Regions from separate parts of the Mus musculus genome. Here region 2 is linked to region 1. The links are chromatin loops, found by intact Hi-C in ENCODE. Cell type or tissue: heart. All regions are shown on one strand. Each heading gives the region's core, and the rest is flanking DNA. Links, peaks and the distances in the headings are about the cores only.

Region 1 (5,376 bases), core at 89-5,088:
AGTCAGTGCTCTGACCCTTTCTGAGTTGGGCCCAGAAAGCCTCACAAACCTTTTGCTTCCTGGCCTGGGGATGTGCTTTCCTCCCTAGCCCACCCAGCCCAGGCCCTGAGCCATGGCACAGGCTAGACAACAAGAGAAGCTGGGGAGCATCTGCCCCAGGAGCAGGCTGCTGGGAAGGCAGCTCCAGGCTCCTGCTTCTAGAGCTAGCCATGAGGCACCCCAGTAGGAAGTACAAGGGGTAAAACCAACAGAGGTTAGTGGGACAGCAGACAGAAATGTCAGGGATGGGATTGTTGAAAGGCCAGGTTGGGTGGCATTAGCAGGATGACAAGACCTGACCCTAGTTCATGACATGAACGAACATGTCAATTGGGATCTTTGGATATGTGTGTGTGTGTGTGTGTGTGTGTGTGTGTGTGTGTGTGTGTGTGTAGCCCAGGTTGGATTTGCTCCTGATCCTCCTATCTCTGCCTCCCTAGTGTTGGGATCATAGATCTGCACTGTCACACTCAGCTGGGTGTTGCTGTTATTGTTTCATTTTAATGTGGTGGGAGCTTTTCTTGTTTGGTTGGTTTCTTATTGTTTTGAGACAAAGGGTCCTACTGTGAACCCAGGCTCATTTGGAAATCATGATCATTGTGACTCTACCTACCTCCTTGGTGCAGCCTCAATGGGTACCTATTAAGTTGCCAGTTGAAATCCCATTGACAACTGGCCAGGTGCTCTTCTGTGTAGCCTCAGAACTCCCCACTGAAAAGGCCAGGCTTGTAGGAACCACAAGCCTGACATCAAATCCTAGTCCCAACTCTTTCTGGTGTGACTCCGGATAAATACATGAATTTCACCGTGGAAACGTTTGTTTGCCCATGCATAGGGTAGAATGAAGATAACATTTTCTTGCCTAGGTCGTTAGCAGGGTTAGATGAAGGAGCACATGGGTGTGCTCTGTGAGAGCCAAGGGCTATAATTATATGTATATGAGCTATATTTATCAGCATGGCGAAGATGGAGAAGTAAGTTCTCTGCCTCTTTGTCATCTGAGGGCACATTCCCCATTTCCTTCTACTCAATCCTGCGGGACTCCTTGAAGACTTAGCCTACTGAAGGTCAGGCTTAGGACACTGGTTTCTTGTTCTGCTGGAGGCCCCTCAGCATGCTGCTTGACTCCTCTGAGCCGTGAGAAGTGTGCTCTGTGGATAGCAGTGCAACGGAAAGGGGATTTTCTCCTAGTTTCTTTCCCTCCCTCTGGATGATGCGATCAAAGAAGAGGTTCACACAGAGGTGAGGCCCAAAGGCACAGCAGCACCCTTCCCAGATGTGGTGTGGGGGCAGGGGGCGGGGGAGACTGAAGAAATGTGGCCATGTGGAGGGCAGGGCCAGGGCTGGCCTGCCTGTGATCAAAGGCACGGGTGGGGCGGGGCAAGGGCTGGGGGCAAGTTCCTCACATTGCTGACGGGTTAGTCCTTTCTCTTGGTTGCCTGGATGCCTTGGTAGCTCCCAGTCCCTGTGTTCACTGGTTCATCGTTTACTGCAGGGCTGTGCCTGCAGCCAGCATTCAAGCCGATTATGAATGGGGAGCAAGCTACTTACATAGTCCTCTATGGAGTGGGTTGAGAGATACATGCCAAGCTGAGTGCTACCTTACTCTGCTCTTGTACCTGCACCAGTGGAGATACTGGTAACTTGTTACTGCCCAACTGTCCCAGGCACTTCACTTGCCTGACTCCCATTTGCCTCCTTGTGTGCTGGTGGGCGGGTCTCAGCCTACTGGCACTGGGCAGCCATTCCCGTGTGGTAGCAGTAGTGGCTGGGAGCCTGTGTGCTCTCCTGGGTTGGAGCAGGTGGGTGAGCTTAACTCTGCAGATCTGGGGCAGAGGAAGATGGGCATAGAAAGAACTGTTTTTTTCCTCCGGGGAAGGAAAGATCTTGGTGTTCCTGGGTCAACTCCAGAAGCCCAGGGGCTCCAGCTGCCCATGTCACCAGGAAATGTGCATTCTAAACAATGCCCAGGCCAGCCCATCCTGAATCCTACCTACCACCCCTAGTGGGAGCCCTGGGAGATGCCTCTGGCCATTGTTCCCAGAGACAACTCACTGGGGTCAGACCTGGGCGATACCAGGGTCCTCAACTTCCACACCCTGGGAGGAGGCTCATGATGTCCCAGAGAAAGTTCTTTCCAGGCTTTGTTTTGGATTGGGCAGGAAGTCACTCAGGACGTGATGGTTTGGGTGGGGGCTGGGGTAGAGGAGCATGGGGGTTGTCAGTTTTCCTTTTGGTTTCCTTTGGGGAGGGCTATTGACGAGGTAAGCTGAGGTAAGGAGCAGATACTTGGCTCAGCTTCTAGTCAGGAGACCTTAGCACACCAGTTTCTTTATCGCTCAATGGAGATGGCTATTCCTACCTTCTAGTTATTGGGAGAACTTTTTTTTTTCCCACCAAGATTCTTTTGACAGCTTTTCTGGCACATAGTTCGGGTATTGTTTTTTTGTTTGTTCATTTGTTTTTTTCTTTGATAGGTCCTGCTATGTAGCCCGTGCTGGCCTCAAATTCCTGATCTTTATTCCTTAGCCTCCTTAAGGCTCAGATTACAAATATGTGCCATCACCCTTGACTTTATTTACTATTACATTATCTGTCTATCCATTTTAGTCATACCCTCTAGCCTAAACTGGCTTGGAACTCATAGCCTCGTCAAGCCTAGCATATAGTTTAAATGTCAGTTCTAGTTTCCTTCTCTTTTCCAAGCTAAGACTCCTTGTCTCAGAAGCCTTAGGCACTCCTGTCTTTTTAACCGGCAACAGGCACCATTCAGGCACAGTGCTGGTAGCATCCCCACTTTACAAGTAGGGAAACAGAGGGAGAGGGAGAGTGATACACAGTAAAGAAGGTGATATGAACAGCTTTTGTTCTGCTGTGATTTGTGCCCTGTCCGGCATTAGACTGCAACTTTGAGTACTTTTCTGCTTTTATGAGTCTCACGTTATTCAGTTGCTCAATGGGGATGTTTAACTCAACTCCTCCAGGCTTACTATCAATCCAGGGGCACTGGACATACCAGCCATGACCTGCTGTCCTTGCTTCTCTCTGTGGGGCCAGTGGACAGTGGACCTGTGGATGCCGTGAGGCATCTATCCCTGCCATTCCTTGGCATTCCTTGCCAGCAGCTGAAAGCTCAGTCTTTTTGGGCTCCTTCCAGGAAACAGAGCTGAATGCACATGAGAAAGACTTTGTTAAAGAGATAACACTGGGTCAATTCACATTTTTAAAAACAATACCAAGTCATTCCTTTAAGCTGTGATTAGCAGTAAATGACTTTTGACACAATGTGGAACTGATTGTGACCAATGGGATACTACCACTCCTTAGGGAAAACTTCTGTATTTCTGATCACTTTTCTGATAATGTATGAATCCATGGAAATACAAGTGATGATTGGTATTGTTCTATTATCATTGTTTTTGTTCTGCAAGGCATGCAGTATAAAGGTTAAGACTGTAGGCTCAGGAGGTAAACTTGTTGGGTAAGAAGATTGCCTAGGCCATTTTCCAGCTATATAATATTTGGTATGAATATTGGGTATGTTACTTAACTGTTTAATGCCTTGGTTTACCCAAATATCAAATTGGGATAATACTAATAATAGTGTATACATATGTATATGTAGTATATAATAGCATACACACATACATATCAGTTGTTTGAGAATCAAATGAGATAATTGAATTCAAGTGGTTAGCACAGTATCTAGTTCAAAGGTCAACATCTAAACCCTGCAGGCCAAGATGGCTTGTTGCCTGTTGCTAAAGACCAAGCTTTACTGAACACAGCCATATTTGTTTGTTTACCTATCATCCATGATTGTTTGTGGCACCTCAGCCCAGTCAAATAGTTAACATCAGAGTCCTAGAGGCACAAAATCTAAACTCCTCACTGTCTCTTCCCTGGGGCAGGGAATCTGTGAAAAACTTTTGTGTTCAGGCAATATTATTTTATTTTATTATTCTAACATTTTTTTCATTGTAAACATTGAGATCCAAGTCCAAGGAAAGGAAATGACTTGCCCAAAGCCATACAACTAGGGTGGTACAGTACTGGGACCACACTTAGCTCAGAAAACTTTCAAGGATGCAACATCAACTACAAATTCATCCATGCTTGGCATCCTTGGGCTCAAGGCTCCCTAGACAAAGGATTCCAGCTGCCAAGCCAAGAAGAGGCCTCTTCCCTCCAGTGCCAGGTCAGTAGGCATGGGCCAACAGTTTTACCTCAGCAGCCTTTCAGCAGCCTTTGCTTGAGTCTACTGACCTGTTAGGCTGGGCTGGGTGACTGCTATGCTAGGTCATTATTGGTTCTGCCCCCAGCCTCAGGACTCTGTTATCAGCCTGCTGGACTTGCCCTTGCTCTTGTAATGGACTAGTCTGTGACCATTATGTCTCCCCTGCTATATTCTCCTGTGTGACACAATTATACTGGCCTCCTTTATCCTCAAACCTCTCAGAGTGCCTAGCTATCTTTAATTTTCCATCTGTTCTTCATACTAAGCAGTAAGTGGAGCTAAGTCAGACCTTAAGTGATGGGGTGCATGGGAAAGCTTATAGAAGTTCCCCAGGGTCCCTGGAACCCAGAGGTGTGGCTTAGTCCTCAAAGCCTGTGAGGGCTGGCAAGATACACTTACAACATATGTCATTGGTAGGCATAAGGAGGTTGGTCTCTGCGGTTCTTCCTCCCAGCTTGAACAGTCTAGGGTTCTTTGTTTGTTTGGTTGGTTGGTTTTGGTTTTGATTTTGTTTTTTTGAGATAGGGTTTCTCTGTGGAGCCCTGGCTGTCCTGGAACTCACTCTGTAGACCAGGCTGACCTAAAACTCAGAAATCCGCCTGCCTCTGCCTCCCAAGTGCTGGGATTAAAGGCGTGCGCCACCACCGTCCGGCTCTGTCTAGGATTCTTGAGAGCCAGTTTTAATTGTCTTAGTAATCATTAGCTGCTTTACCTCTGTTTCCTATGTCAAATAGTGTGTCATTAAATACCTGTCCTATGGTCCATAGTCTCACTGAGGCAGGGATAGCAGGGCCAGGGCACATTCTACCTTAAGTGTGTGTGTTTATATTTGAGGATGAATGCATATATGTGTGGCCTTACATGTATTGCTGTGAGCATAGACTTCCCTTGACACAGGATTTGGCATATGGTAGACACTTGGGATGTGGCATTTCTTGCCTTTCTTGAGTTAGCAAAGGGCCTAGTTCTAGACACAGCTAACCAGGCTACACAGAGTAGACATCTAATCGATGTTTACCCAATGATCAGACTCAGTAGGCACGCTCTTCCCAGAAGCATATTCTGTATGAGTGATGCATGTAAAATAGGTTGGCTTGGGC
Region 2 (5,376 bases), core at 128-5,127, 58 kb after region 1:
TAAAGGAGGTGTTTAACTGTGACCCCAGAGTCACACAGCCAAGGCTGCCTAGCTCCTCTGGCAGGGAAGAGGAGAGCAGAATAAAGCCCTCCTTTCTGGCACTTTCCATTTCTCTGTTCCTATCTACTCCACTCCTCCCCACCTTTTCTTCTTCCTGTTTACCTCTGCCCTCATTCCTGAGGCAAAGGGTCCTCCATCTGCTAGATCCAGAGAAGCAAAGCCCAAGGCTGGGGGTTCTAAAAGGGGAAATAATTTGGCTTAAAAATGAAGGACAGTGAGGACCATAGAGGGGTGTCATGGAAGATCATGCTACAGACTTGGGCAGAACCCCCTAATGCTGCAATGAGGGTCTGACCTGGCTCCAAACCACTGTGGTCTGGCTCCCTCTTGTTAGCAAGGAATGATGAATTTGAGAAATTACTGGAAGGATTGGGGGAGACAATGAATTTCCTCATCCACATTCAGGGAAGGTTTGGAGAGGCCCCAAGTCCCCTTCCTTAACTCTGGTGCCACACCTTCCTTAAGTCTAGCTACATGTCTTATCTTCTGCAGCCCTGTCATCTATGAGATGAGCTCACGGAAGCTCCCTCATGACATAGAGCTCAACTGGAGTTTTTCTTAGGAAGCAAGGAAAAAGTTACTTTCATTTCTTTTGCTCATACAGGGTCTCATTATGTAGCCCAGGCTAGCCTCAAACTTGTGATTCTCCGTTAGCTTCCCAAATATTGAGATTGCAGCCATATGCCACCACATCTGTCAGAAGGTACTTTTTTATGCAACCCACAATCCTGCTGGCCCATTTTATATATGAGGAGACAGAGGTTCAAGGAGAAGTAGCTTGCCCATGATCCCACACACAGTGTATGAGTGACAGGGCCTGGCTTCCAGGAGTTCTCTCCTGTCCACCTGTCTCCCAGAGCGTGAACTCTGGGTAAGTTCTTTGCTTAGTCTGACTCTTATAGTTGTATAACCCTCAATGGAGGGTTTTAAAAAAATCATTTGTAAAGTTAGCAGATACAGTAATAAGCGTCATCGTGGCATGTTCTTAAGTATATGCTATTGTACTTTATTTTTCCAAGTAGAGATTTAACCAAAACTGTAGAACAAAGCCTGTTGTGCTCAAGTCTGGACTCTTCTGTTTACTGTGAGGCTCTGTGCAGCCTCAACATTCTATGCACTTAATTTCTTCATTTTTAAAGCAATGGGGGTGATGGCACCTCCCACGGGCTGTAAAAGTCGTGCGGGGAGGGAATGAGCGCTACCATATAAACCCCCGAGAACAATACCTGGCCTGTAAGAAATGTTCACTCAGTTGGGGTTCTTTCCATGGCTCCTCCTTCAAGCCTCAAGCCTGCAACTCATTTTGACATGACCAACCTCGGGCCCACCCTGCTAGCTTCGACATCGGAGGCTCCTCTGACCCCATCCCCACAGTCTTTTTCTGCTTACTGTGCTCTGAACCTGATTCTCTGTCCTGATTCTAGGCACAGCTTGATAGCATACCCAGTATTCAACTTTGCCAATCCCTGCTCTTGTCACTGGGTGACCTTTCTAGTGCCTGGGTGACCTGTACAGCTCTCAGAATCTCTCTGTCTTGCCTTTGTTGGTCCCCTTTAGGCTTGGAGTCCACACCTCTATTCTAGCTCGCCTGCCACTTTCTGTTGTTGCTTGGAATCGTCTGCCCCTGGTATCATCTGCCCCTGGACTCTGCCTGTTGCTATGGCTTCAGGTGGGGCTACAGACTCCCAGAGCTCCTTGATTGCATCCTTCACCCACCCCAATGCTGACTGTCATCATACCTCTCCAGACAGCCCTGCTCTGCCAAGGAACAACTCGGTGTCCACTCTGTCCTGTCTGTGGAGAGTAGACGAGGCAACCTAGAAGGAGCAAAAAGAAGCCAAGGGGTTTCTTTGGCCAAGAGCAATGGCCCAGTGAGCATACAAGCAAGTTCTGTGTGCTCCTAACCCCCTGGCAGAGGCTCTGCACCAGCTACCATGCTCTCTCACCTCCACAGCCTCCAGTCCCTGGAGAGGAGGACTAGGCTCTAGTTTGTGCCTGGCTCCAGCAGGCAGGGTCAAGTCACATCCACACAAGCACACGAGGGGAGAGAAGAGGGAGGAGGAGGAAACACAAATGGAAGAGCCCAGCAGTGAGGCTCTGGCAGGGTGTGCCGGGAGGGAGGGAGGGAGAGAGGGAGGGAGAGAGGGAGGGAGAGAGAGAGGGAGGGAGAGAGGGAGGGAGGGAGGGGAAGCTGGACCCAGGGCTATTTCTGTACAATAATACAGGGGAAGAGGGCCAAGCTGACAGGACAGTGATTAGTCTTCAGGGAGCAAAGGCGAAGACTCTGCCGGCGAGCCCAGGGCTGGAGGAGCTGGCCCGGGGCCCAGTCCGGTGGGCTGGAGCAATGATTTCAGAGGCCGGGAATCTGAGGCGAGCTGAGCCCAGGGACTAGGGAGCAGAGAAGGTGGGAGCAGGGTGAGGGGAGCCAACCATCCTGCCTGCTCCACTTCCAGCATTGGAAGCTGGGAGGGGGTGGGGCTGGCTTGCCCCAACTGTCAGTCGGCCACTGTGGGGTTATCTGGCTGTGGGTAGGGGCAGATATTCTGAAATGCACACTTCCTGGGCTCTGGCCTGTGAGGGAGATGGCGTGAGAAAAGGCCAGAAACACAAGGCTCGGAAACCTCGGGGGAAGAGTCAAGACTTGGTTTTCTTTCCCACGGGATTTACAGTCATGGGGTCTGGGAGAGGGAGTGTGAAAGGGTCAGGTCATAGAGAGTGACAAAGAGATCACATTTACCAAGGGTCCTTGCTGCATGTTAGCACACTGAATGTCCCTGAAAAGCAGGTAGGGTAGGAGTGACCAAGCTTGATTTACAGTGAGGGAGGAAACAGATGCGAAGGGATTGTCCAAACATCATTCAGTTACAGAGAGGCAGTGCACCCAGGTCTGCCAGGCTCCAAAGGCCTGTGTCTGTCCAGAAGCACCCTTGCAATGGAGGGATTCTGCTGGGTTCTTGTCTGAGACTCCTTGGTCTTGAATCTGCCTATTTTCTGCCAGGTACATGACTCTGGAGAAGCTATTTCACCTTGTGGCCATAGGGGTTTTTTATCTGTCTGATAGATGGAACTACAAATATTTTTAGATTGCACACTGCTGAGTGAGTGTGGTGGTATCCAGGAGACTAAGGCAGGAGGATCACGAGTTCAAGGCCAACCTGGGCTTTGTAGTGAGACTTTGCCTCCCAATTTACAAGGGGAGCAAGATAGGGGTGTCGCTTATTGGTGAAGTTCTTGCCTATCATGGGTAAGACTGAGTCCCATCCCAACCACACAAAAGACTGCTATGTAAAGTAAATCGGCTAAAATGCAGAAGGCATCTAAAATAGCCCTTGGCACGCTCTGACCGCTGAGGAGGTTGAGTTGAATATTTCGCCACTCTCCTTCGTAGGGCATTCCAGAGGGAGGAGCGTGAGAGAGGCAAGAGAGCTGTCGGACGAAAACACAGTTCAGGGGGTCACTGCAACTCCTTAGAGCTGGCATCCTCCCACATTTGGACAATAGCATCTAGAGTCTTTAAAAGAGGGCCTGTGTGATGAAACAATTGCACTTCTGGGAATTCATCCTGCGGAAAGAATAGGTCAGCAGAGACGTACTTATCAGGATGTCCGTGGCCTGATTATTATAGCACAGAGAAAAAAAAAAGTGGCTTAGCTAAAGGAATTACGGTGTGTCCATGCACTGTGACTAGGGAAACCAAGCATGTCACTCTACAGCACTGATGCAGAAGGATATTGCTAGGACAGTAGGCACGGTAGTCAAGGCTGGATCGAGACACTGTTAGGGGCTCAATATTGGGAAAGAGAACCTATTCCTATTTATGGAACACTGAAAATTGCCTGGCAACGATTTTTTGAACATTTACTGCTTCTATTATGAGAAAGAAACAAGGAACAAAATGATTTCTCGTTTGAAAGCAAACTCTTGAAGCTTTAGAACCTATCTTTATCTGGGAAGGGGTCCTGGGTCTTAGGCCTCCAGGCAGGAGTGATCTCCCAACTTGCTCACGAGCTAGCCCAGCATTTCAGACTTCTCGCTGCTGCTTGCCAAGAAGCAGGGGTAGAGCAGAGAGTGGAAGCATTAATGGAGTCAGCCAGACAAATGTGGACTTCTCTGCTTCTAGAAGAAAGCCTCAAAACCACCAGTCCAGGTGACCTTGCTCAGCCGTTCATTCATCTGTTCACTCAAAAATGATTTACTGAGCAATTACTATGTACCCAGACCAAGTGGTGAGGACACAGAAATGAGCAAAAGTGACAGAATTCCTTGTTCTCATGGAGATTTCAATCCATAGCAGAGAGGGTATAATCTCTCTCTCTCTCTCTCTCTCTCTCTCTCTCTCTCTCTCTCTCTCTCTGTGTGTGTGTGTGTGTGTGTGTGTGTGTGTGTGTGTGTGTGTGTGTTGGGGGCAGAGAGGGGACAGTTCACATCATGGCAGCCAGGAAGGAGAGAAAGAGAAAGATGGAGGGGAGAAGGGGATGGCTGTGCTGTGGGTGCTCTTTTGCTTTATTCTTCTTGTGCATCTCAGCCAGTGGGAGAGTGCCACCTACATTCAGGTGGGCTCTTTCCTGTTGGCTAACCCTCTAGAGAAATACTCGCCCAGATAGAGTCTGATCTGTGCTTTATGAATCCCCCAGGAGCTTCTCAATCCACTCAAGTTGGCAAGATTACCCATCAGAGTGTGTCGCTGAAAACAGAGGAGATTGAAATCAACAGCTGATCTGGGTGAGGAAGCCAGGCATGCGCACAACCAGAAAGCGCGCATTCCAAGCAAGTGCAGCGCCCCTGAGGTGGCAAGGCTGCTGCTGAATGGGTTGAAGTATAGAAAAGAGGCCATGCAGGCTGCCAAAGGGACATTCCAGGTAAATCTGGGAGAGGAATGCACACTAAATCAGGGCTGGGTGGGCAAGCCATGGTGAAGGTTTGGCTCTTATTCAAAGTGAAATGAGGAGACAGGACAGGGGTCTCAGCAATGTGACAGTCACTTGCCTACATTTTAGCAGAATCGCTTTGGCTGCTGTCATACAAGTAGACTGATGTAGAAATAATTAAAAAAGGAGAGACAAGGAAGCAGTTTAGAAGCTATGACAGTAATCCCGGTGATGTATCTCAGACCTAAGTGGCAGTGGAAGTGAAAAGAACTGTCCTTTCTGCTTTGACTGCTTGCTGGGCTCAGATGTTGCACCAAATCCAGAATGATCTGTGGCAAGCATCCCACTTTGGTGAGAAGATGGCATGCAGTGTGTCCTGCTGTGGGGCTACCCTTCTTCCCTGTACGACCTTTGTGTGGGGTATTCACTATTGGATTCCTCCAGGGCT

Evidence for each region. Hi-C counts contacts between places; a loop is a spot of excess contacts. Peaks named below come from ENCODE experiments on the same cell type or tissue, not always from the same donor. Only the 100,000 strongest peaks of a DNase experiment are listed, where the experiment ranks them.
Region 2: it touches region 1 in a loop (5-fold over the local background); 5 of 42 quality-filtered maps call a loop at or near these places.

Annotation. Positions count from the first base shown.
Region 1 is chrX:99,231,113-99,236,488 of GRCm38, forward strand. No RefSeq gene overlaps it. Among named protein-coding and RNA genes, the nearest start is that of Gm46674, 35 kb to the left of the region's middle. In heart, for the core only: a CTCF peak has its summit at 2,035; a DNase peak (open chromatin) is centred at 2,209; H3K27me3 peaks cover 1,404 bases.
Region 2 is chrX:99,289,389-99,294,764 of GRCm38, forward strand. Gm30649 (a long non-coding RNA gene) reads right to left here and starts at 2,212. Exons shown (of 3, transcript XR_386998.3): 1 at 2,007-2,212; 2 at 1,800-1,877. Gm39528 (a long non-coding RNA gene) reads left to right here. Exons shown (of 3, transcript XR_878181.2): 2 at 4,695-4,919. In heart, for the core only: no CTCF peak of the experiment used is centred there; DNase peaks (open chromatin) are centred at 2,443 and 3,643; H3K4me3 peaks cover 220 bases; H3K27ac peaks cover 2,374 bases; H3K27me3 peaks cover 1,865 bases.